2 separate regions of the Homo sapiens genome follow, and region 1 is linked to region 2. The links are chromatin loops, found by intact Hi-C in ENCODE. Cell type or tissue: endothelial cell of umbilical vein. All regions are shown on one strand. Each heading gives the region's core, and the rest is flanking DNA. Links, peaks and the distances in the headings are about the cores only.

What was found. Hi-C counts contacts between places; a loop is a spot of excess contacts. Peaks named below come from ENCODE experiments on the same cell type or tissue, not always from the same donor. Only the 100,000 strongest peaks of a DNase experiment are listed, where the experiment ranks them.
Region 1: it touches region 2 in a loop (3-fold over the local background); 2 of 110 quality-filtered maps call a loop at or near these places.

What each region holds. Positions count from the first base shown.
Region 1 is chr3:194,328,271-194,339,663 of GRCh38, reverse strand. No RefSeq gene overlaps it. Among named protein-coding and RNA genes, the nearest start is that of CPN2, 17 kb to the left of the region's middle. RefSeq lists enhancers at 559-1,225, 2,151-3,031. In endothelial cell of umbilical vein, for the core only: a CTCF peak has its summit at 5,748 (motif pointing left); a DNase peak (open chromatin) is centred at 5,723; H3K4me3 peaks cover 562 bases; H3K27me3 peaks cover 1,671 bases.
Region 2 is chr3:194,465,876-194,477,268 of GRCh38, reverse strand. All of the region lies in intron 2 of ATP13A3 (ATPase 13A3), which reads left to right. Among named protein-coding and RNA genes, the nearest start is that of ATP13A3, 15 kb to the left of the region's middle. In endothelial cell of umbilical vein, for the core only: a CTCF peak has its summit at 4,800; DNase peaks (open chromatin) are centred at 1,088 and 4,758.

The DNA of each region.
Region 1 (11,393 bases), core at 1,720-9,719, 140 kb after region 2:
TTTCCTTTCAATCAATAAAATGATAAATGTTGTCATATGCTGTCAGCCCATCCACATGTAGTCACAGCTGAGTTCAGTCTTCACAGACAAGGCCCCTGCATAAGAAAAACTTAAAACAAAGGCAATGCATTCCTCTGCTTGCCTTCTGAGGGCGCCCTGCCCTGCAAGGGAGTAGCTTTCAATCAAATTCTTTTCACTGCACTCAGCGACTCGCCTTGAACTCCTTCCCGCGTGAGATCCGAGAACCCTCTTTCGGGGTCTGGACTGAGACCCTTTTCTGGTCACACCACCAACACCCGGCTAATTGAATCAGGATCTCAGAAAACGGGGCCCAGGCACCGGCGTTTTGATTTTTGTTACTACCGGTTTTTAAAAGCCTCCCCAAGCGACTGAAGGGTTCAGCCAGCATTGAGAGGCAATCTCCTTCTTACACAGAGGAGGAAACTGGGGCCCACAGAGGAGCTGTGATTTGCCAAAGGCTGAAGAATGTGAAGAAAAGAGGTGTGGGTGCCGGGTGCGGTGGCTCACGCCTGTAATCCTAGCACTTTGGGAGGCTGAGGCGGGCAGATCACGAGGTCAGGAGTTTGAGACCAGCCTAGCCAACACGGTGAAACCCCGTTTCTACTAAAAATACAAAAAAAAATTAGCTGGGTGTGGTGGCACGTGCCTGTAATCCCAGCTACTCAGGAGGCTGAGGCAGGAGAACTGCTTGTCCCGGGACCTGGGAGGTAGAGGTTGTGGTGAGCTGATATCACACCATTACACTCCAGCCTGGGCAACAAGAGCGAAACTCTGTCTCAAAAAAAAAAAAAAAGAAAGAAAGAAAGAAAGAAAAGAGGTGTGGGAGCCGCGTGTGCTGAGTTCTAGTCCAGAACCCATGGAAAACGTTACTGCTGGGCCAGACCAGACACATCACCAGGAGACGGGGCACGAGGTGCCCCGGGGAGCAGGGCACACTGGGAGCTGCTTCTTCACTGATCTCTCCTTGGCCTGAGCTGGCTGTTGGCCATGCTCTTTCCCCAACATCATTTGGCAGAGAGAAATTCTGATGTTGTAATTTAATGCAGGGTTATGTTTTGAGGGGGAAATTTAATTGAGAGAAATGTCTGCTGGATTTTCCTATCCCTTTATCCCTGCCAGCGGACAGGACGTGTCTGTGGCTCAGACAGGCATTCAGGCGATGGGGATTTCCGAAGCTCCTGCTATGTGCTAGACATGGGGTCGTTTTCCCAGAGAGTGGCAACACATCCAGGCTGGAGCCAGCAGCCCAAGGCCAAGATCCCCAATCTCGGAAGGGTCTGGGCAAGGTTATTCTTAAACCAAATGAATTTGGGTGTCTGTTGCTTTGGTGAATCTGTGAATCAGCTTCCATCACCTTAGAATGTAATTGATTTGAGCCTCAGGAAGCCTGTTTCTTTTTTCTTTTTTCTTTTTTTTAAGTAGCCCCACAAGCCAAGCTCAGTGGTGTACGCCTATAGTCCCAGCTACTCAGGAGGCTGGGGTGGGAGGATCACTAGAGGCCAGGAGTTCAAGGCTAGCCTGGCCAACATAGTGAGACCCCGTCTCTAAAAAATAAATAAGAAATAAAATGCCCCACAGGAAATGAGGAAGACATTGTGTTTCCTAGTCTAATGCGGGCATGTCACACCTTCCTTCCCCCATACCTGCCCCCGCCCTTGGTTCCTGGCCTCACTGTCTTTCAGCCACCCAGGAGAGAAACCCGAGACTCAGCCCAGGCTCCCCCTCTCACATCTCCCAACACCACCCGCTTGACTCCCCCACCAAACCCTTCCTTAGACTTAGACCTGCTGGCTTGTTCTCAGGGGGCTATGCCAGTGGCACCTGGAGGTTCCCCGATGCCCTCACCCTGACCCACACTTGGCATGATGTCTTTGTAATTTTTGCAGGCCTATCAGTGTAGAATGACACCTACGCTGTTTTCGCTGGCATTTCTGTGATTCACACTCAGGTCTTTCAGGTTCTCTGTGTACGTGCGGCTCAGTTGCTAAACTTTTTTTTCTTTGGAGACGGAGCCTCGCTCTGTCACCCGGCCGGAGTGCTGTGGCGCGATCCCGGCTCACTGCAACCTCCGCCTCCTGGGTTCAAGCGATTCTCCTGCCTCAGCCTCCCGAGTAGCTGGGACTACAGGCACGCACCATCACGCCCAGCTAATTTTTGTATTTTAGTAGAGACAGGGTTTCACCATGTCGGCCAGGATGGTCTTGATCTCTTGACCTTGTGATCCACCTGCCTCGGCCTCCCAAAGTGCTGGCATCACAGGCGTGAGCCACCTTGCCTGGCCTGCTGAAACTTTTTGATTCTCTTCCCTTGGCATCCCTTGCCCTCTAGGCTCTCATCTCAAACCAGGCAACAGCTCTCACTGTTCCCTGCCTCTTGCTCTCATAAGATTTCGCTGGGCCAGCTGCCTGAAGCGCTGGCAGAAGCATGTCCCTCTTCTGCAAGACCTTCAATAACTGCCTGGGGCCTCCTTCATCAACATGCACCCTCCTCACTCTGCCCCAGGGCCCTGCAGAATCAGCTCATCTGGGCTTCCAGCCTTATCTCTTCCTCCTCGTCGCCCCTCTACAGCCCTGACCCCTCGCCCTTGCCCTTCCCCATTCCTTAGCTCAGGCTCTTCTTCACAAGTTTCCTGCTCTACTTGGAGCCCTCCTTAAGGCCCAAGATCCAATGCAGCCTTTCCCGTGGCCGGTGCTTCCTGCCGCTTCGCCTCCTCTGAACTCCCCGGCACTGGCCTGCGCTGGCCTCTTTCTGCCTTGTGTTTTCATCCCATGTGGCTGATTTGTCCCGGTGGCCAGGAGCTCCTGGGGGCCTGCTGTACATCTGGTTCCCTCCTCCCTCCCTGCCCGAGCCTTTCTCCCAGGCCAGTCCACAATACAGCTGGAAACCAGGTAGCAGGTTGTGCAGTGGCTCAGCCGGGGGCTACAAAGCGTCTGGGAGCAGGAGGGGAGGAGCGGCTAGAGGGAGGCTCAGAGGCTGGAAGCCTGAGCATTCACGGACTCCTTGGCCCTGAGGACTGAAGGAAGGGGTAAGAGTGAGTGAAGAACACGCCCAGCTCCTGGACTGGTCAATGCGCTGATGAGAATCAAGGGGAGTAGGGGACAGAGCCTGCTTAGACGTGTCTGTGGTCAACAGGAGGACATGGGGCTCTGAGCAGGGGGTATCAGCCTGGGGCTGAAAAGAGCTGAGCCCAAGAGAAGAGCTGGGCTCATTACCAGAGAGGAGGCATCCACACAGGGGTGCATGGGAGGCTGCCCAGGGCATGGGAGGACAGCGAACCCTGAGATGAAGCTGCAAGAGGCGGCCCAGGAGGGTTGCAGGGGTGGCTGAGGTGGTAAGAGGCCGGGCATGGTGGCTCACGCCTGTAATCCCAGCACCTTGAGAGGCTGAGGTGTGTGGATCACCTGAGGTCAGGAGTTTGAGACCAGCTTGGCCGACATGGTGATGAAACCCCGTCTCTACTAAAAATACAAAAATTAGCCAGGCGTGATGGTGGGCGCCTGTAGTCCCAGCTACTTGGGAGGCTGACGCAGGAGAATCGCTTGAACCTGGAAGGTGGAGGCTGCCGTGAGCCGAGATCGCACGACTGCACTCCAGCCTGGGCAACAAGAGCGAAACTCCATCTCAAAACAAATAAAAATAAAAATAAAAAAACAAGGGAGAACAGCTCTAGTGAGTGGGCAGCTTGCACTCAGCTGCTGGGAGAATGAAGCTGCCACTCAGCTGGCCCAGGCTGCCCCTACACCTCAAACCTTTTCCTTCTCCTTAGCAGCAGCCATGATGTGTGCTGAGCAGGCAAAGCCACCCTCCCCTCTGGGGCCTTTGTGTCACAAAGTCGAGCGTCTGGGGTTTCCCTTCCCGAGGCTTCGTTTTATCTCAGTTTCTCCTGGGCGCAGCGCGGGTACTGGGACACCTGGACTCTCTGTTGTTGTAGGGGTTTGTTCTTGCAAGCCATTCCCAAGCTGCTTCCTGAGCTGTAAACATCTTAGGACCATGGGTCATGATTGGCAAGGAATATGCCTTGCTAGCTTTGGGATGGAGTTGATTTTCAGACGATCTTACTCTGTCTCTTCTAGGCTCCTGCCTCCCTAACACTGGGGTTACCCAGATATCATTTTGTTTAAATCTCCCCCAGCGATTCTAACGCATGGCCAGGGTTGAACATTTAGGCAGAATTTTGTCTCGGGCACTGTCCAGGGCTAGGTTCAGTGTAATTTGCACTGGGCAATGCTGGCCTCCTCAGACCCACCTGGTGTCTGCTCTGGATGAATTCATGAATGAAACAAGTGACAAACATCATGTATAAAAATATTTCATGGATTTTTTTTCTTTCTTGTTGATGTTTTCATTGTATTTTATTATTATTATTTTTTGAGATAGAGTCTCACTCTGTCTCCCAGGCTGGAGTGCAGTGGCACGATCTTGGCTCACTGCAACCTCTACCTCCCTGGTTCAAGCAGTTCCCCTGCCTCAGCCTCCCGAGTAGCTGTGATTACAGACACGCCACCACGCCCGGCTAATTTTTTTTTTGTATTTTTAGTAGAGATGGGTTCTTGCTATGTTGGCCAGGCTGGTCACGAACTCCTGGCCTCAGGCAATCTGCCCGCCTCGGCCTCCCAAAGTGCTGGGATTATAGGCATGAGCCACCGCGCCCGGCCGATGTTTTTAATTTTTCAGCATTAGTGCTCTCATAAATCTTGCATTTTTGAAGAAACAGCAGCTGGGGGTGCGCTCTGCCTTGCTTTTTTTTTTTTTTTTTTTTTTTTTTTTAGATGGAGTCTCCCTCTGTTGCCAGGCTGGAGTGCAGTGGTGCAATCTTGGCTCACTGCAACCTCTGCCTCCTGGGTTCAAGCGACTCTCCTGCCTCAGCCTCCCAAGTAGCTGGGGCTACAGGCACGTGCCACCATGCCCAGCTAATTTTTGTATTTTTAGTAGAGACAGGGTTTCAACATGTTGGCCAGGATGGTCTTGATCTCTTGATTACGTGATCCGTCCGCCTTGGCCTCCCAAAGTGCTGGGATTACAGGCGTGAGCCACCGCCACCGGCCTGCCTCGCTTTCTTATAGTAAAGGATGGCTAAGACATTCCAAAGCTCCTCCTTCCAGCAGGCAGGACGCTCTTCCAGGAAGCTTTGAATGTTGTACCTTCTTTAGTGATGTCCTGCTACTTGCCAGTCATGCAGCCCTCGGCAAATTACTAAGCTGTCTGTGGCTCAGTGTCCTCACCATAGTTTTATCACATAGCACCCACCTCATAGTGTTATTGGTGAAGATAAAATAAGTGCATCCATATAAAGTACCCACAACAATGACACATGGTACGTTCTCCAAAATCGTTATCTTGCATTATTATTTTTGTTAGTATTATTCTAGAGAGAACTGTGGGTGTGGGTGCGGACGGGGTAGGCAAGCACCGGCCAATTGTTTTACCTGTTCCCGTTGATCTGTTTCTGGAAGAACGTAAAAACTGCTGTTTATATATCAAAATTGCATTGTTTAGGAGGATTGGAAATGCAATTGACACAATTGTTCAGTGCTAACAGTGGATATTGGAAAACTGGACGGTGCCGTCAAAGATTAGACTGTCTAGCGCGATGCGAGTCCAAGGACGAATGCTTTCTGGCCCTCTCAGCCTGCTTCCACCACGCGCGCATCTGCAAGCATTTTAAGTCTGCGCCTGCAGAGGTCCCGAGCCTGGTCTCGGAGCGCCCCCTTGTGGTCGCACGGAAGAACGCGCCCCGCGCAGACGTGGAGGGCCAGGGAGGGGTTCTCCCAGCTCCGCCCGCGGGCGCGGCGCGGTACTTTATTCTTGGAAAGTCAGAACCGGGTCCCCTAGAAGGGATACGGGCACATTGACACGGTGACCCGGGGGATACTTGCCGGAGTGCATGCGGGCGTGCGTGCGGAGCCGTCACGGCTTCTGTCTCCTGCACGCCTGAAAAAGCGCCAGGTCCGCTTGGGGCCCATGCACCGAGGAGCCGCCGGGCGGAGGCGAGTCCACCCGCCACCCGGTGGGGCGGCGAAGCGTTCGGGGCGCTCCAGATTGTCCCCGCGCTGCCGCGGTCCTGCACAGTGACTCGTCCCGCGCCCTCCACGGCTTCCAAGCGTCCCCTGCGACCTCCAGATGCCGATGTGGTACGAACCCCGTCCTCGAGGATCTCAGCTGGGAGCCTCCTGCTGCGCGCTGCTGCCACGTGGACGCGCGGTTCAGGACCGCACCTGGCAACGTGCATCCTGGGAAGACTGTGCTTTGTTTTCTTTGGGATTTTATCAAGAGTTGTTCAGCACTTTGGGAATCTTTATCCCGAGGCAATGCTTAGCCCTGATTGCAAAATGTCAAACACGGACACAAATTCATCCTTTACTCATCGTGAGTGAGTGACAGTGACTTCCAGTCTGTTAGTGAGATCTTGGCCAAACATTCCACATGGAAACGAATTCTTTTATTATAAGTTACCTTTGACTTCTAATTAATATTACAGATAGAAGGTTTTATTTTTAAATTCTCTGCGAGGTTTGACGATATTATCTGTGAAGTTTTTTTTCAGGAGACTAAAGCGGGTGTTACAAATGATTTACCAGGAAATCATTAGGTCTGTGGGGGTGCGGTTCAGAGGTCAAAGTAACAGAAGGAGCAAAACCACATGGTCTTCATCAAAGGAGGCCTGCTGGTGTGTCCTGGCCCTGTTTTCCTCCCGGGGTGGAGGCTATGGGTCTGAGGCTCCCCTTCCCACCATGGCGTGAGAGATCCTTTCGCAGAGAAGCTTTGTAAAGGGGAGCAGAGATTCCAGCTGCATTTGGAGGGAAAGGACAGATTCGTGTATTAGTCTGTTCTCCAGCCAAAAAGAACCAACAAGAGATGATAGATAGATAGGAATTGGCTCATGCAATTGCAGAGGCTGAGAGATCTCAGGTTCTGCAAGCTGGAGACCCAGGGAAGGCGGTGGTGTAATTCCATCCAAGTCCCAAGACCTAAGAACCAGGGGATCTGATGATATAAATCCCGGTGCAAAGGCAGGAGATGAGATGTCCCCGCTCCAGCAGTGAGGCAGGAAGACGCGGGGCAGTTACTCCTTCCTCTGCCTTTTTGTTCACTCAGGCCCTCAGTGGATTGGGTGGTGCCTGCCCTGGCTGGGGAGCGGATCTGCTGTGCTGAGTCCACCTTTCCAAATGTCAATGTCATCGGGAAACGCCCTCAGAGACACACCTGGGAACGGTGTGTGTCATCAGGGTACCCTGTGGCTCACTCAGGTTGACACCTAAAATTGAACATCACAGTTAGGAAGCCTGATTTGTGGCACCCGCTCTGCCTCACTTGCGACCTGTGTCTGTGAACAAGCCACGCCCCCTCTCTCCAGGCCTCAAAATCTTCACTGAGTAACTAGGGGCTGAAAGCCTGGGTGGACGTGTGGATGCCCCACCTCCTGCTCCAGCCGTCTGAGGTGTGCCGCCTCTCCAGCAGGCACCCACCCCCTCACTTGGCCTGGAGGATGGTGGGCACCTCCCCAGGGTGGGGCCCAGCCAGAGCCCAAACTCTCAGCACTCTGGGGGCAGCGGAACCCCTTGGCCGCCACTCAGCGCAGACTGCAGCTGTCCAGCCTGGCCCCTCAAGAACCTTCTCTGCATTCTCCTTGCCCACTGGTTTGCTCAGTGATGATAAACTGACTCCCTGTCTGTGCAGCCCAGCCTTCCCTGGGCTGGCCTCCCTGTAACATTCCCGCTGGCTCTGGGCAGGTGGACACCCAGTCCCCAGACAGCCCTTCAGAAGTGGAAGCAGTCTTCATCATGCTCAGGCAGTCCTCCCGTCCCCAGTCTAAACATTGCCAGGAGCCACTTCTAACAAGTAGTTGCTCACACAACGCAGAGCCTTCACTTCCACGATCTCCGTGCCGTGGAAGCTGTGATTGCGGGCCATCGTGAAGGATGTGCTTCCTTCCAGAGCTGGGGATCCGGGGCTGAGGTCCCACGGTAGCTGGGAAGCCTTTTTCCTTGAGCCTTTTTCCTGGCAGTTTTCATCCGTCACTGTATCCGGGGAGCTTTTTATTTTTTTCTTGGAACTCTGTGGCTGGCCTGGCTGTGTCCTTTGATTCCAGTCCTGTGGGATGGATTATTCCAGCAACAGCCTTTGCAAGATTTCTTTGCCACACTGGCTGTCATGGAAATTCCAGAGACTATGGAGGCAGCCTTCAGAGAGCCATTTCCTGGTCGTGGACATTCCTGTGATCGGATGGGGAGCATTAATACTCCTGCAAGGTTGAAAAAGTGGCCTGTGGAGGCTCTGGCTAAGCCCTTTGAAGCAGATGTACTACTAATCTGGAAGGCCTGGTGTGCTCGGGGGTCTCTGGAGATCTCACTTTATGACATGGGCTACCAAGGTGCTCAGACACCACCTTGCCAGCTGTGGAAATGAAAATCCAGTCTTCAGAATGACAGGTGAATCAAAAGAAGAGACCATTTGATAACCTTGAGAGTTGGTGAAACTTCCTAAGCAATACTGACATTTCTTTCCTGCCCAAGGGACAAGGGTGCTAGCCGACCCTGGTACACTTGGCTGAAAGAGACCAGAATTAGATACTACCCCTCAGGATTCTGGACAACCTAGTGCACCTGGTTGAACTGAGCATTCAGGACAATGGGAACTTTTCCCAGAAATGGCTTGAATTGGAAATGATAAAATTGGAAATCAGTCTCCCTGGGAAGCTTCCCTCTTATGTCTTCTTTGGGCCAGTCAATGGCACACAGGGGAAACTCAGTTCAAATGAGCTGGGCCATGCCCAGGCCTGTTCTGCAAGCCTGCTCTTCTGGGAGCAGGGCCCAGCTGGAGCAGCTCCAAGCTTCTGCCAGACACCCCTCCCCCAAGAGGCTGAGTAGTTTTCATACCCAGGTTTCAGTTCTTCCTTGGAGAATCATGAATTTGGGAAACTCACATATTTCAGCGTGGAGGTCAGTTACGTCGCCTCTTTAAAGGATGATGCATTTTCTTCTTTTGCAAACTTTTTGGAATCTCTCCCTGGAGCCACCAACGTGGTAAGCTTGTCTCAGGGCCTTTTGCATCCCCAGCCAAGCTCTCATCTGTGAGATTCCTTCTCAGGTGGCCTCAGAGGATTCCCACGTGGGTGAAGTTGTCAGCATCTCACTGCCACTCTGTGCAACAGCTGAAAATGACTGAACGGCCCTGCTTTGCTTTCAGCCAGCCCTGCTGAGGCTTCGCCACCCTCAGGAGCATTGAGTGTCATTGTAGCCACTGAGCTCCATGACCACGCTCTCAACCCCCCAACCTCTCTGCAGCCAACAACACTCAGCCTGCAGCCACACCCCCATCAACCTCCTGTGTGCGCGCCAGCCCTCGATGACAGCGTTTCACATCCCCAGGTCCTTTCAGGCCACCATGACCCTCAAGCTGCAGCCCTCCTCTCACCTGCAACCGTGTCCAGAATGCCAGTCTGTGGGGTCTTCTTGCCACGGTTCCAGTGAAATACAGATGATCCAGCCCTTGAGACTTCAACTTACAATTTTCTGACTTTATGATAGATTTACTGGGGTATTAAATGCATTTTTGACTTATATTTTGGACTAACAATGAGTTGATCAGGATGTAACCCCATCATAGGCCTGTAAACCTCTCTTTGCCTGGACTTCGAGTTCCTCTCCAAAAAGGAGCCCACAGCCACCATGCACGCTGAGCCCATCCAAGAAAGAAACGCCCACTCACTGCACGTCCCGGGGAGGTGCCCACAGTCACACCCTCCCTCCCTCCCGTGTAACCTTTCCAACAACAAATTCCCATGTGCTTTCGCCTGCCCCAGTTGTCAGCAGCACAGAAAACACTTGGGAGACAGCATCAGTGACCCTGTCATTACAGTCAACACACCTGCTGGAGTTTGCTCTTGCACCTGTCCCCAGCACTCAGCTGCTCTGTGGCCTTCGCCAGCTGTGCCCATCAGCCAGGCACCAGAGGCTGCCCCTGAGCCCCAGAGATCAGGAAAGTTGCAGGGGAGGGAGCAAGCCCCAGCACAGAACTCTTCCTACACAAGGAATCCCAGGGAGTCCTCCCAGGACGAAACGGACACGTACCTCCTCCTGCCCTCAAGAGGGGACGTGCAACTTCTCCAGAGAGGAGAGGGGACATCTGGGTGAGACTTGGGGGCTGAATGGGGGGGATTTGCATTCAACCCCTGGACTGATTTTAGTTTTGCTCTGACATATGTAAGCCGCCATTTTTTTTGGTGTGTGATATTGTTTTCACATCTGAGCAGCTGGCACACTTGTGAAGTCTTCTGGAGTCTTAAAAACTGGATCTAAAAGTTGGAAATCGGCATATGCTAATAAATGTCAAGCCACGGCCCTAGGGCATTTGCGGTAAGTACTATTAGACTCACTGCATTCACCCACAAACACATCCCATAGCTAAATTAAAATATAAGAACGAACTCAATACGATGTTTGACTATCCAGCCTCTACACTGTCCTCAATAGAGCTCTAAGCCAGGGAAATAAAAATACCTCCTCAGCAGCCAAAATGAATTTCCAGTGCCCGAAATGAAAGCTCATGCATCCGCTCCAAGGAACATTCCTCCTTTCAGAATCTGTTCACCTTCACAACAGACAGGGGCTATCACGTTTGGTTACGTGATTTCAAGGCGATAGCAGATTAAAGACAAAAATGATCAGTTGGAGGAAGGTAACGGTCCTGCTGGAGGAAGACTTGCTAACAACTAAGAAAGTGATAGAAAAATGGCAAAATCAGACACGAACTCCCAAAGAACAGCTGGGCCATTTCACGGAGGGTACCTGGTAGCTTCCGAGGGCAGCACGCTACTCCAGCACAGGTAAGAGCTGAGGGAAATAACGATGACCCCAGCTACCTTGGAAAAGGTAACATCAGGTATAATACTGTCTCAGTTTGCATTCCCGTGAAAGCAGAGCTTGGTGCGAGGGCTTGGATGCAGTTTAATTGGGCGATGATCCCAGGGAGCAGGACCATGAGATGCGGAAGGGGGAAAACCGGTAGAGAAAAACGTGCTGGCTGTGGTGGCTGCTGTGGGGCCTTCCTGGGAAGCATCCAGAAGGTCTCCAGGGCTGCCTTCCTGAAGCACAGGAGGCGCGCATGCCTCCACCGGCTCCCACCGCCAGCTTCCACTCCCCACGCTTCGGCGCTCAGGCAAAGGGGCATCGGGGAACGCCACCGGGCAGAGACATCAGAGAGCTGGGCCGGGAGGTGGGAGATGGGGTGGAACCGCCCTGTACAGTGGCTGCTGAAAAGAGCAGGGGCTGAAGGCATCTGCTGCAATTACCCTCTGTTCAAAGCAGCAGCAGGCAACTCTTACACGCTGAGTTACACTCTTCCACTCTAATTCCACTCAAAGGACTGTACGT
Region 2 (11,393 bases), core at 892-8,891:
CTGATACCTGCAGAGGTGGGAGAAAGGTGGGGGCAGTCCTCTGCTAGGAGATGGAAGGGACAATCAAAGCTTAGTAGCTTGAGCTGGTCCTGGAAGAGCAAGTAGGAGCTCTTTAGCCAGACTAAGAGAAGGGCATTCTTGGCAGAAGGAATATTCTATATAAAGAAGTGGAGTCAGGGAACAGTAGGGCTCTTTGAAGAACTACAGATTGTGTTCTAAATGAATGACATGTAAGGTTTGTAAGGGGCGAGTGATAACCACTGATGAATGGCAGATGGTGTTGACAACTAGGCGGGGCCAGAGTCTGTAGGATCTTACATGTCTTGCAATCAGTTTTGACTTTGACCTTGGAACCCAGTTGAGGCTCCCTTCCGCCCCAGTTCCTCATGGCAGGGAAATACATCATGTTGTGCGTTGTAAGACTTCAAAACTTTGCTAGTGAGAGGCCTGCTTAATATTATTTAATCTAGTTCAATTTAATTGTTTTGAAAAAAAAAAAAAACAACAACTTACTTTGAAGGTACTCTTTTACCAGTTTGGGAATTGCTACTACAGACAACGGGAAGCTACTGAAGTTTTATGTAGAGAGGGAAATGGTCATATCTGGCTGCATACAGACTTGAATGAGGGAGACGAGGGCTCAGGACCTGAATCAAGGCAAAGCTGATGGAGATAGGCATGGTGAGGTGGATTTGAGAAGGGTAGTCAAAAGATGAGTGGCCGGTTGGATGTAGGTGTGAGATAGGAAGAGTTCGAAGGTGACTTCTAAATTCCTGGCTTGGCTTTTTAGGCAACTCATACTCATTAAAGGAGTAGGGGGAATTGGTGGTGGCTGGGTGGTGGGGCAGATTTTTTGGAAGAAAGAGAAAATGAACCTATTGAGTGTTAGCTGTCTGCAAACATGTAGTTGAATCTGTGGGTCTGAAGCACATGAGAGATTAGTGCTGAAAATGTGAATTGGTAGTTGCCATCGCGATGGTCCAGTAGTGCCACCCCTGATGAGATTGTTACAAAGAGAAGAGCCTGAGGAATATTAATAGGAAAATTAAGAAGCGGGCAGAGGAAATGGAGGCTTGGTAACCTGGCTACCTGCCCAGCAACCCAGGCTAGTGTAATGTGAACTGCAGCTCAGCAGAGTTGTAAGAGGTAAAATGGGCATTTGTGGGCTATCTTAGGAATCTAGACACTATTTTCCTTATGGAGAAATGCATTTCAAGTACATGTGGAGTAAGAATTGGTTTTTAAATGAATTTTGTTCCTTGAAAGATGGTGCTGCCTACGTGTCATTCCTTAAATTTGTTGGTAAGGCTTTTTGATGTAAAGTCACCCCATGCTTGACTTTCTGGTGAAAATGAAAAATACTAATCTTGGTTAAGTGAAGATGATTTTTTCCTGGTTTTGAAAGGCAGTATTCTGGTAAGTAAGAGTAGATAATGCCCATCAAAGTGTTGTGTAAACTAAATATTCCCATACAGGCGTCACTATTGTGGTTGTTATAGTGCCTAAATACATTGATTGTGGGGTGTGTCTGTGTGCGTGTGTGTGTGTATGTGGTTTTTTTTAAATCCTGGATAGTGGCATACAGGACAGTCATAGGAGGTTAGAAAGTTAACATTTTTATGATGGTTGTGCTGTGAATAAGGTGATTAACTTCTTCAATAGCAACTTATATTACTGTATTTTTGAAGTATTTGTTGAATGTAAATGTTACGGCCTTTGCATTGTCTATGCTGGGTTAGCGTGGGTAGGTTTCAGATTAGACAAAGGACTCAAGTAGAAAAACCCAAATTCATGTAACTTAAAGTTGACCCAAGTACCTATGAGTTACATTTATACATTTGCAGGATTTTACTTTTTGTACAGAATAGCTTCCTAGTGATTTTGTGCTTCTTTGTGGTTGGATTTTTCAAATCAGAATCTGGAAGAGTGAAATATGAATCATTCTGTAGTGTATGTAGATCATGAGGAAAACTAATTTTGCTTTGTTTCAAATTGCACAGTAATTCTGAAGTGAACCATACAGAAGTAATGAAAAAAATTATTTTTAGGTTTGCTATCAGTAAGAAAAAACAAACATTTCTGAGGTTTATATGTTTTTAACACACTGAAGACTTGGAGGTATAACCTCTGGAAAATTTTCTTCCACTCTTCTTTTTTTCTTCTCTACTCTTCCCTATTCCTATATTATTCCCTAGCATCCCCTTTTTCTCATCCTAGCTTTTCCTCTCCACCGTGCTGCGCTATTTCAGTATCTTTCTATGCAGAACGTTACTTTTTGTTGTATTATGCAACTACAGTGTAATCTTTTTGAATACTTTAATTAGTAATTTAAACTCAACATAGTCTTAGCAACAGTGCACGTTACTTAGCTGGCATGACCATAGTCTGAGCGGTGTGGCCAGTGTGAAGCATGAGTGTGCAGTGAGCACCGCATCACAGCAGCCACTTGCCGGCAGCAGCTGTAAGGTTGTATCTAAGCAGTGTCTTGATTTTAGCTATGGTAAAATGAGAATTCATGAATGTTTAAATTTCAGAGACCATCTTTAATTTGATGACTGAAATGTCAGCAGTTATTTGAGATTTTTATTAATAGCATTACAGTTTCAAATGAATAGTTGTTAATTTGCATTATAATGGAAGACATTAATTTACATATTACTCAACAAAAACTTTACCTTAACTCTGAACTAAAAAGTATAATTTTTAGTTTGGGGGAATTAGGCTTATTTATCATTTGGTTTGTTTACACAAGCTGTTATTGAAACTCTTGATTTGTCAATTTCTATTATATTAAGTGCCCATGCCACACGATTTCTTTTCTGCTTATTTTAACATACTCCTATTTCCAGCTGCTTGGAAGGCCAAGGTGGGAGGATCCCTTGAGCCCAGGTGTTTGAGACCAGCCTGGCAAGATGAAGAGACCTCATCTTTATGGGGGAATTGGGGGAATTAGTTAGGTGTGGTGGCTCAGGCCTGCAGCCCCTTCCTGCTCAAGGGAGCATCCCTTGAGCTGAGGAGTTGAGGTTGTGGTCAGCTGTGACGGTGCCACTGTCTTCCAGCCTGGGTGACAGAGTGAGACCCCATCTCTTAAAAAAACCCGAAAAACTCTTTTATTTGTTCTAACTAGGTGTTTTTGCTTTTAAATACCCACTGTCACCCCCCAAAGGAAAGAAAGCACAAAACTTTTATACTCTACTTCATAAATCTAAAGATGCAGAGGAATTTGAAGAAACCGTTAATGGTAGCCTCTGCCTTGCAATACAAGATGATGTTAACAGTTTGGTGTGTATCTTACACCTTTCTGTTTGGTCTTTTAAAAACACATATCCACAGAGTTATTTGGTTGCTATAAAAATAGTGTATTAGACATATTCCTTTTTTCCTGTTTTTATATATTACATAGCTCTATCTTGGTTTCTACACATAGATTTAACTCATTCTCCTTAATTCCATAAATTATTCATCTATTCTTCTATTGATGGACGTTCAGGTGGGTTCTAGGTTTTTTCCCCCTGCTGCAAACAGTGCTGCAATATACATGTTTTGTTCCTATGTACCTATATATGTATTTGTCATAGATTTTAAAAACTGGGATTGTTGGATCAAAGTGTATAGGTTTTAAATTTAAATATCTTCTGAGATCAGATGAGATTGGCACGTTCAAGGTGGTATGGCCATAGACAAAATTTAAGTATCTTGTCAATTGGTTTTTTAAAAAGGTAGGACAGATTCACTCCTAAGACCAATATATAAGGTTGCTCCTTGTCAGGTTTTTTTTTTTTCACCAATTTAATGGGCAAATAATGTCTTACCATATAATTTTATACTTTAAATACATCGTCTTGTTCTGTAATAGGTTCATTTGCTCTTTGTTATTGTTCTCTTCCTTGCTTTACAACTTTGCAAGATTCCTAAATTCTACTTTCAGACTAGAATGTACAGGGAGTATTAATATAGCTGTCTCTCTCCGCCCCATTATCATTTGTTTTGTGTTTTATTGCGTACATTAATTTTTTGTTGAGACACATGAATGCAGGGCATCTTTTAGAAAGGCAATTCTGCTTTCCATGTCACGATCTCCACTGGTACTAAAATATATAATTTCTCATTGAAATTTCAACTTTTATTTTAGATTCAGGGAATACCTGTGCAGGTTTGTTACATGGATCATATTGTGTGATGCTAAGATTTGGGGTATGATTAATCCCATCAACCAGGTAGTAAGCAGAGTACCCAATAGGTACCCTTGCCCCACCCCTTCCTTCATCTAGTCATTGCCAGTGTCCATTGTTCCCCATCTTTATGTCTATGTATATCCAATGTTTAGATCCCACTTACAAGTGAGAACATATAGTATTTGGTTTTCTGTTTCTGCATTAATTCGAATGCTTAGATAATGGCCTCCAGCTGCATCCGTGTTACTGCAAAAGACATAATTTTATTATTTTTTATGGCTGCATAGTATTCCATAGTGTATGTGTGCCACATTTTCTTTATGCAATCCACTGTTGGTGGATGCCTAGGTTGATTCCATGTCTTTGCTATTGTGAATAGTGCTGTGATGAACATATGAGTGCATGTGTCTTTTTTGTAGAACGATTTATTTTCCTTTGGATATATACCTAGTAATGGGATTGCTGGGTTGAATAGTAGTTCTGTTTTTAGTTCTTTGAGATAATTTCTCATCTTTAATCATTCTTGATCACTTCAGATAACTGCAGCAGTTCTATTTCTTAAGTCTTGTTGTAACTCAGCCTTTTCTCCTTACTAATGTTGGAACATCCCCTAGTGGTGAAAGAGTGTACCAGCAGGCCATATACAAAGGCTATGCTTGTGTAGCTCAAAACCTTTTTGGTTGATACTTATTGTAGAAATTATTCTATCTGCCTTATTTTAGTGGAGAAGAAGTTGAGACCAGCGTGAAGGAACTTGCATCATAGTTCATGTTGAATTAATTGTTATTTAAGGAAAAGTTAAGGTTGACTGTGTTTTTTTTTTGGCTACTGTGCAACAAAACTTTTATTAACATTTTGAACAGGTTCAGCTACTACTGAAACTGGTCATTTCTAAATTTAAATTGGGGCAAATGGCTACGGTGCAGAGTTAATGTCGTCATTGGGCACTGCGAAAAGGAGACTGAAGAACTGACAGCCATTCCTCAGATGGCGTCGAGGTGCAGGGTTGACTCTGGATGTTGTAATCAGAAAGAGTGTTGGTTGCCTGCAGCAATCAGCTGGTTGCCTGCAGAAGTGAGCCTCTTCTGGTCAGGGGGCATACTTTTTTACTCTGAATCTTGGCCTTTACATTCTCAGTGGTGTCACTGGGCTCCTCCTCCAGGCTGAAGGTCAGGGTCTTCACAGAGATTTGCATTTTGTTCTGTTAAGTGAAGTCAAAGATACTGCAAATTGCTAGTCACCTCCAGCCACCTGAAGGCCACTACACTGTTGCTCGACAAAGCCAGCCACTGAATCTAAAGTGACTCTTGTGCTGTTTTCATTTATGTTTGTTTGTTTTGGGGATGAAGTTGTAAATCCTACTGTTGTAATGTAGTAAAGAACCTGGCATAAGATGCACACTTAATACTTAGATGAATTAGTTTGATAAAAATAATTTAGGGCTGGGCGTGGTAGCTCACGCCTGTAATCCCAGCACTTTGGGAGGCTGAGGTGGGCAGATTGCTTGAGTCCAGGAGTTTGAGACCATCCTGGGCAATATAGTGAAACCCCATCTCTATAAAAGCACAACAAATTTGCTGGGCGTGATGGTACACACCTGTGGTCCCAGCTACTCAGGAGGCCGAGGCAAGAGAATTGCTTGAACCCGGAAGGCAGAGGTTGCAGTGAGCTAAGATTGTGCCACTGCATTCCAGCCTGGGAGACAGAGCAAGATGCTGTCTCAAATTTTCTTTTTCTTTTCTTTTCTTTTTTTTTTTTTTTTTTTTTTTAGAATTTGCTGCTACTTAACGCTGTATTATAGGCACATGCTTTTTCAGCTGGGCCAAAATGTAGAGGAGATAGAAATAAATCTAATTAATAGAAGTATACTTGTTAAAGGAGCTTTCAGAATGACAACTTTCTCTTGCCTGGGGTAAGATGCAGGCAAAGAGAATGGTCTGATAGAGCACCATGATGTGCTTCAAAGGTTCCTACAAGTTTAGAACTCAGGGTTGGCCATGCATTGTAGAATTAGAAGTTTAGGCATATATTCAATCAACTATTCAGTCTTCCTTCGGGAAGGCATTCAAAAGGCACTAGTGTCTCTTCCTCACTCCCACCCAGCCCAGAGGTAGCCATTGTCACCAATTTATTGATGTATTCGCCTTTTTGATTATCTCAGGAGTAGGTGCCAGTTTTCTCTCTAAGCCATTTTACTTCTGCCAGTTCTGAATATTCAGTCTGGGACTTATCACTGTTTCCTGTTGCCTGCCGCAGCATTTTTCATCGTAGATAGTAGTAATGTTTTGAAATCTATCTAGCAATCATAAGAGTCTTAAAATTCTTAACCTTGAATGTGGAATTTTAAAAAGTTACATACTTTTTAACAATTTAGGGGAAAGTATGAAAGTTTTAAGAACATAGTAGCTTGAATAATTGAAATAGAAAATCTCTCAGTGACGTAAGTGGACATTTTGAGAATGCAAACTGTTTTATTACATTGCATATAAATGATATTTTGCACATTTTTTTTTATAAAGAGAGAGTAAAATGCACGTATCATTTGTCAGTCCAAAGGTAATGTCCCCCTTTTTGCCAAATACTATACAATTAGACAAAACTCTGTAGGATTTCTCTGAATAAAAGGGTTGATTTTGTTTTTTAAATAGAGTATATGATAAAAGCGATAAAGTACCTATGCAAGAATTAATGGTATAGTGTAGGCTAAACTCTTCTTCATATTGATCCTAATACAGGTAATTATGTTATCTTTCCTAATTATAGCTTATTTTGTTATAGCTATCACATTGTTTTGTAACATACAAAAAAGTATAATTATACAAAGACTCCACTTTACAAATGTAAATACAGTCTTGGTTTGGTGTATATTGGATACAATGGTCTTCCTTAAGCCTAAACACAGAAACAAAAGCATATTATAAGAGAAAGTCCAAGATGGGAAGTGATAAAGTGGGTATTGAGTAGAGCTTTGTTAAAATTTAGCTGGTATCCTTGTAAAATTTCCATGTATTCATTAAATTATATTATGTCATTCTTATTTTTAGGAGCTGACTTGAAGTTTTAAGTTTTGCCCTCATAAAGAATTGTCACAATTTGGTTATTACAGTTGGATGATTCTGATTTTTTAAAAATTCTTTTTGTATATATTTGTATAGGTATTAAAATTGAAATTGTTCAATGACTAAAGTTAAGGCTTTAAACGTATTGGGGCATATTTTATTTCAACAGCAAAAAGTAGAACTGATTTTGAACTGGACAAGGTTATCTTCTCAGTTACTGTAAATTTTACAAGTTTGAGAATAAAATAATATTTAGAATGCTAGCTGTGCTGTTTATATTTCAAGATCATTAAAGCACTCTTGGCTTGTGTGGTCTTTAAAGATGGGTTTATCAAATATTTATTTAACATTGGTAGGTATGTGTAATTCTCAGAAAAAAAATCTAGGACTGCAAAACAAAGCGGGATAATTCCTTCTCTCATTCAACAATACAAGGTGTCACAGAAATCTCAGTGAAGTTTTAATTTTTAAAACTCCAGAATTATATATGTTATAAACTTAAACACCATTGAGAAATTCAGTTACTGGAATTTCTTTTATACTTATTTATTTTTGTGAGTTTTTTTTTCTTTTTTGAGACAGAGTCTCACTCTGTTCCCAGGCCGGAGTGCAGTGGTGTGATCTCTGCTCATTGCAACCCTCCGCCTCCTGGGTTCAAGCAATTCTCCTGCCTCAGCCTCTCCCTAGTAACTAGGATTACAGATATGCACCACCACACCTGCCTAATTTTTGTATTTTTAGTAGAGATGGGGTTTCACTATGTTGGCTGGACTGGTCTCAAACTCCTGGCCTCATGTGATCCTCCTGCCTTGGCCTCTCAAAGTGCTGGGATTATAGGCGTGAGCCACTGCACCCAGCTGTGAATTTTGAATGATGCGCTTTTTTTTTTTTGGTGTGTGTGTGTGATGGAGTCTTGCTCTGTCATGCTGGCTGGAGTGCAGTGGCGCAGTCTTGGCTTACTGCAACCTCCACCTCCAGGTTCAAACGATTCTCCTGCCTCAGCCTCCTAAGTAGCCAGGATTACAGGCGCATGCTACCTTGCCTGGCTCATTTTTGTATTTTTAGTAGAGATGGGGTTTCACCATGCTGACCACGCTGGTCTCAAACTCCTGACCTCAGGCATTCCACCCGCCTCGGTGAATAATGCATTTTTAATTTTAGTTTTTTACTTCAGTACTGCTGAAGATGGCAAATACTGACTGAAGGAAAAAATTAAATTAAAAATGTATTATTCAAAATTGCTTTGCCTGAACTTTTACTTGATTACAGGTCGTTATTTAAATCACTTCGTGAAATTACCTACTTTGGAATTGTAGGCACGTACATAGACTATCCTTAAAAAAATTCAACACTCTCCACACTCACTATTATAATATTGTTACAACTCTTGAGAAACTCAGGTTTGAAGCAAAGATGTCTTTGAGGTTTGGAGATTTCTGTGTCTGAAAACAACTGATCTTGTTTTAAGGAATGAAATCTGACTAACTTTTAGCATGGTATAGGATAAATAGTATACTTTAATTGTTTGTAGTAATTACATAATGTGAAAAAATAAGTAAACTTTCAAAAATTGGCATATTTAATGTAGTGAGATTTTTTTTCCCAGTAGCTTCACTTTGTCCCATACTGTTTTTTTTTTTTTTTTTTTAAACTCACACAGCAAATCAAGTTTATTATAAATTCAAGGAAGGGTTTGGTTAAGCACAATAGCCTATAAGCTCCTTGCTATTTAGATAACATCAAGACTCAGGCATGCACTGTGGAATTGGAACTTCGGTGAGCTAACTAGCTAGGATTTATTCAAATAATAGGAGCTCTACGAGTGACAGATGGCAGAAGGGCACATCTTCTGAAAACTTACTAAAAATTGGTGAATTACAAAATTCTAAATTTTAATACCTTAATCATTTTGAAAGCAGTTCAGACAGAACCGAAACAGAAATATTTGGCATAAAATTCCAAATTTTTATGCTTAGTTTTATTTTTATTATTAAAAGCCAGCTTTTGAAAGCTGTGCAAATATCAGGAATTGGGAAGAATGATGATATAGTGCTACTGGTAAGAAAAATTTCTTCAATTTGTTTTCTCTGATATCGAATTTGACTTGGTTAAAAAACGTGTGCTCCAGCAGTCCAGAAAAGTTATATTTCTGTAAGTAATGGGTTTATCAATTTGGTATTAATGCTTCAAATGTCTGATTAGATATATAGTAGAATTGTATTTAATATGTATTTTTATCTTGATAAGCAGTGTATTTTAAATATGTTTATGTGGTTTTTTATCCTCTCAGTCATTGAAATAATCAGGGCTTTTACTTATGTACATTTAAAATTTAAATATGTTTTTAACATACATATGTTCTAAATGTAAGAGCTGTTGGAGTTGTCGCATTGGAGTTGACTAAAAGTTTATGTGAAAAGTGAATTCTTGGGTAATTTCCTTTGAGGTGTATAATATATTCAAAGTGAATAATTAATTGGAGGTTTTTAGAGCAACTTTTTATTTGAATTGTTTATTTTTAGCACTTTGGTAAAATTTGCTAAGACTTAATTTGCTTTAAAAAACAACTACGTTTTAGAGAAATTACACTCATAAAAAGAGTAATGGTGTAATATGGTTAAAAAATTGTATTTTGAAAAGTATGAAAATAGATTGCTATAGGCAGTGAACTGCCTATAATAAGCTCATTTAAAAATAATTAATTGGAAGAGTTCTTTATGTGGTCTAACTGTAGAAGATGAAGTGAAAAATATTATTATGCTGAACTAAGGTGAATGAACTCCTTCTATAGATGGAGAAAAAGTTTTAAATAGTTAAAAGTACATGGGCTTAATGAAAACATTGGATTTTAACGGCAGTTCCTTTCTAAAGTTATAAAACATGCTTATTCATCTATTTATACATACATTCTACATTGAAAAATTTGGATTTACAGGAGTGGGAAGTCTGTAGGTTTGTGGGAAATTGATGAAAGACAAGGGTGAAGAAGAGTAAGATTCAAAAACCAACAGAAGTTTGGTGAATTGAGTTTATGGATAATACCTGGCACATAGTAGATTGAGTCAGTGGACTTTTGAGTCAGTGCCCCAGAGGCAGAGTCCTTAATATTCGTGGCCCTCTGTGCCAGAAATAAATGTCTTCTGAAAGTTTTCTTCTGTCTAAAAGCTTCAGATGGGTGGGAATTAATTTTTAAATTTTTTATTTTTATTTTTTTAGTGATGGAGTCTCACTGTTCTGCCCAGGCTGGACTCAAACTTTTGGGCTCAAGTGGTTCTCTCATTTCAGCCTCCTGAGTAGCTGAGACTATAGGCATGCACCACTGCACCCAGCTGTTTAATTTTTAATTTTCTGAAAACCTTTTCTATTATCAACAATTTCTACACATTAAAAAGTAGAAAGACTAGTATAATGGACTCTCATGTATCCATTCACTCAGCTTTTAACTTTGCTTTAGCAGTTATCAAACTCATGGCCATCCCCTGGTCAATAAAGATGGGTTTTTTAATTTAAAAAATTTTAATTTTGAAGTAACTTTAAACCTACAAAAAAGTTGGTGTATCAGTGTCAAGTTGCTTATTAAGTTCCTTGATTAGTCTTCTGATACTTGCAGAATCTTTTGTGGTATATCTGCTTATTACTGATACTGGTAATTTGCATCTCTCCTCCCCGTTTTCTTTCATTTTGATGAGTCGAGGTAGCAGTTAACAATTTTATGGATTTCAAAGAACCAGCCTTTTTGGTTTCAGTGACGTTTCCTCTTTCTGTTTTTTTATTTCATTGATTTTTTTCTCTGAATTTTATTTCCCTATAGCGGTTACTCTGGGAGTAATTTGCTATTCTTTCTCTGCTTTTCTTAAGGTGGAAGCTGAGGTCATGACCTTTCTTCTCTCAGATACTGGAATTTAGTGCTATAAATTTTTTTCTAAGTACTGTTTTAGTGGCATGTTACACATTTCAATATATCATTTTTATTCAGTTCAGAATACTTTGTATTTTCCACTTTGATGACTTTGACCCATTGGTGTTTTAAAAGTTTATAATTTTTTTTTTTTTGAGGTGGAGCCTCACTGTGTTGCCTAGGCTGGAGTGCAGTGGCGTGATCTTGGCTCACTGTAGCTTCCGCCTCTGGGATTCAAGCGATTCTCCTGCCTCACCCTCC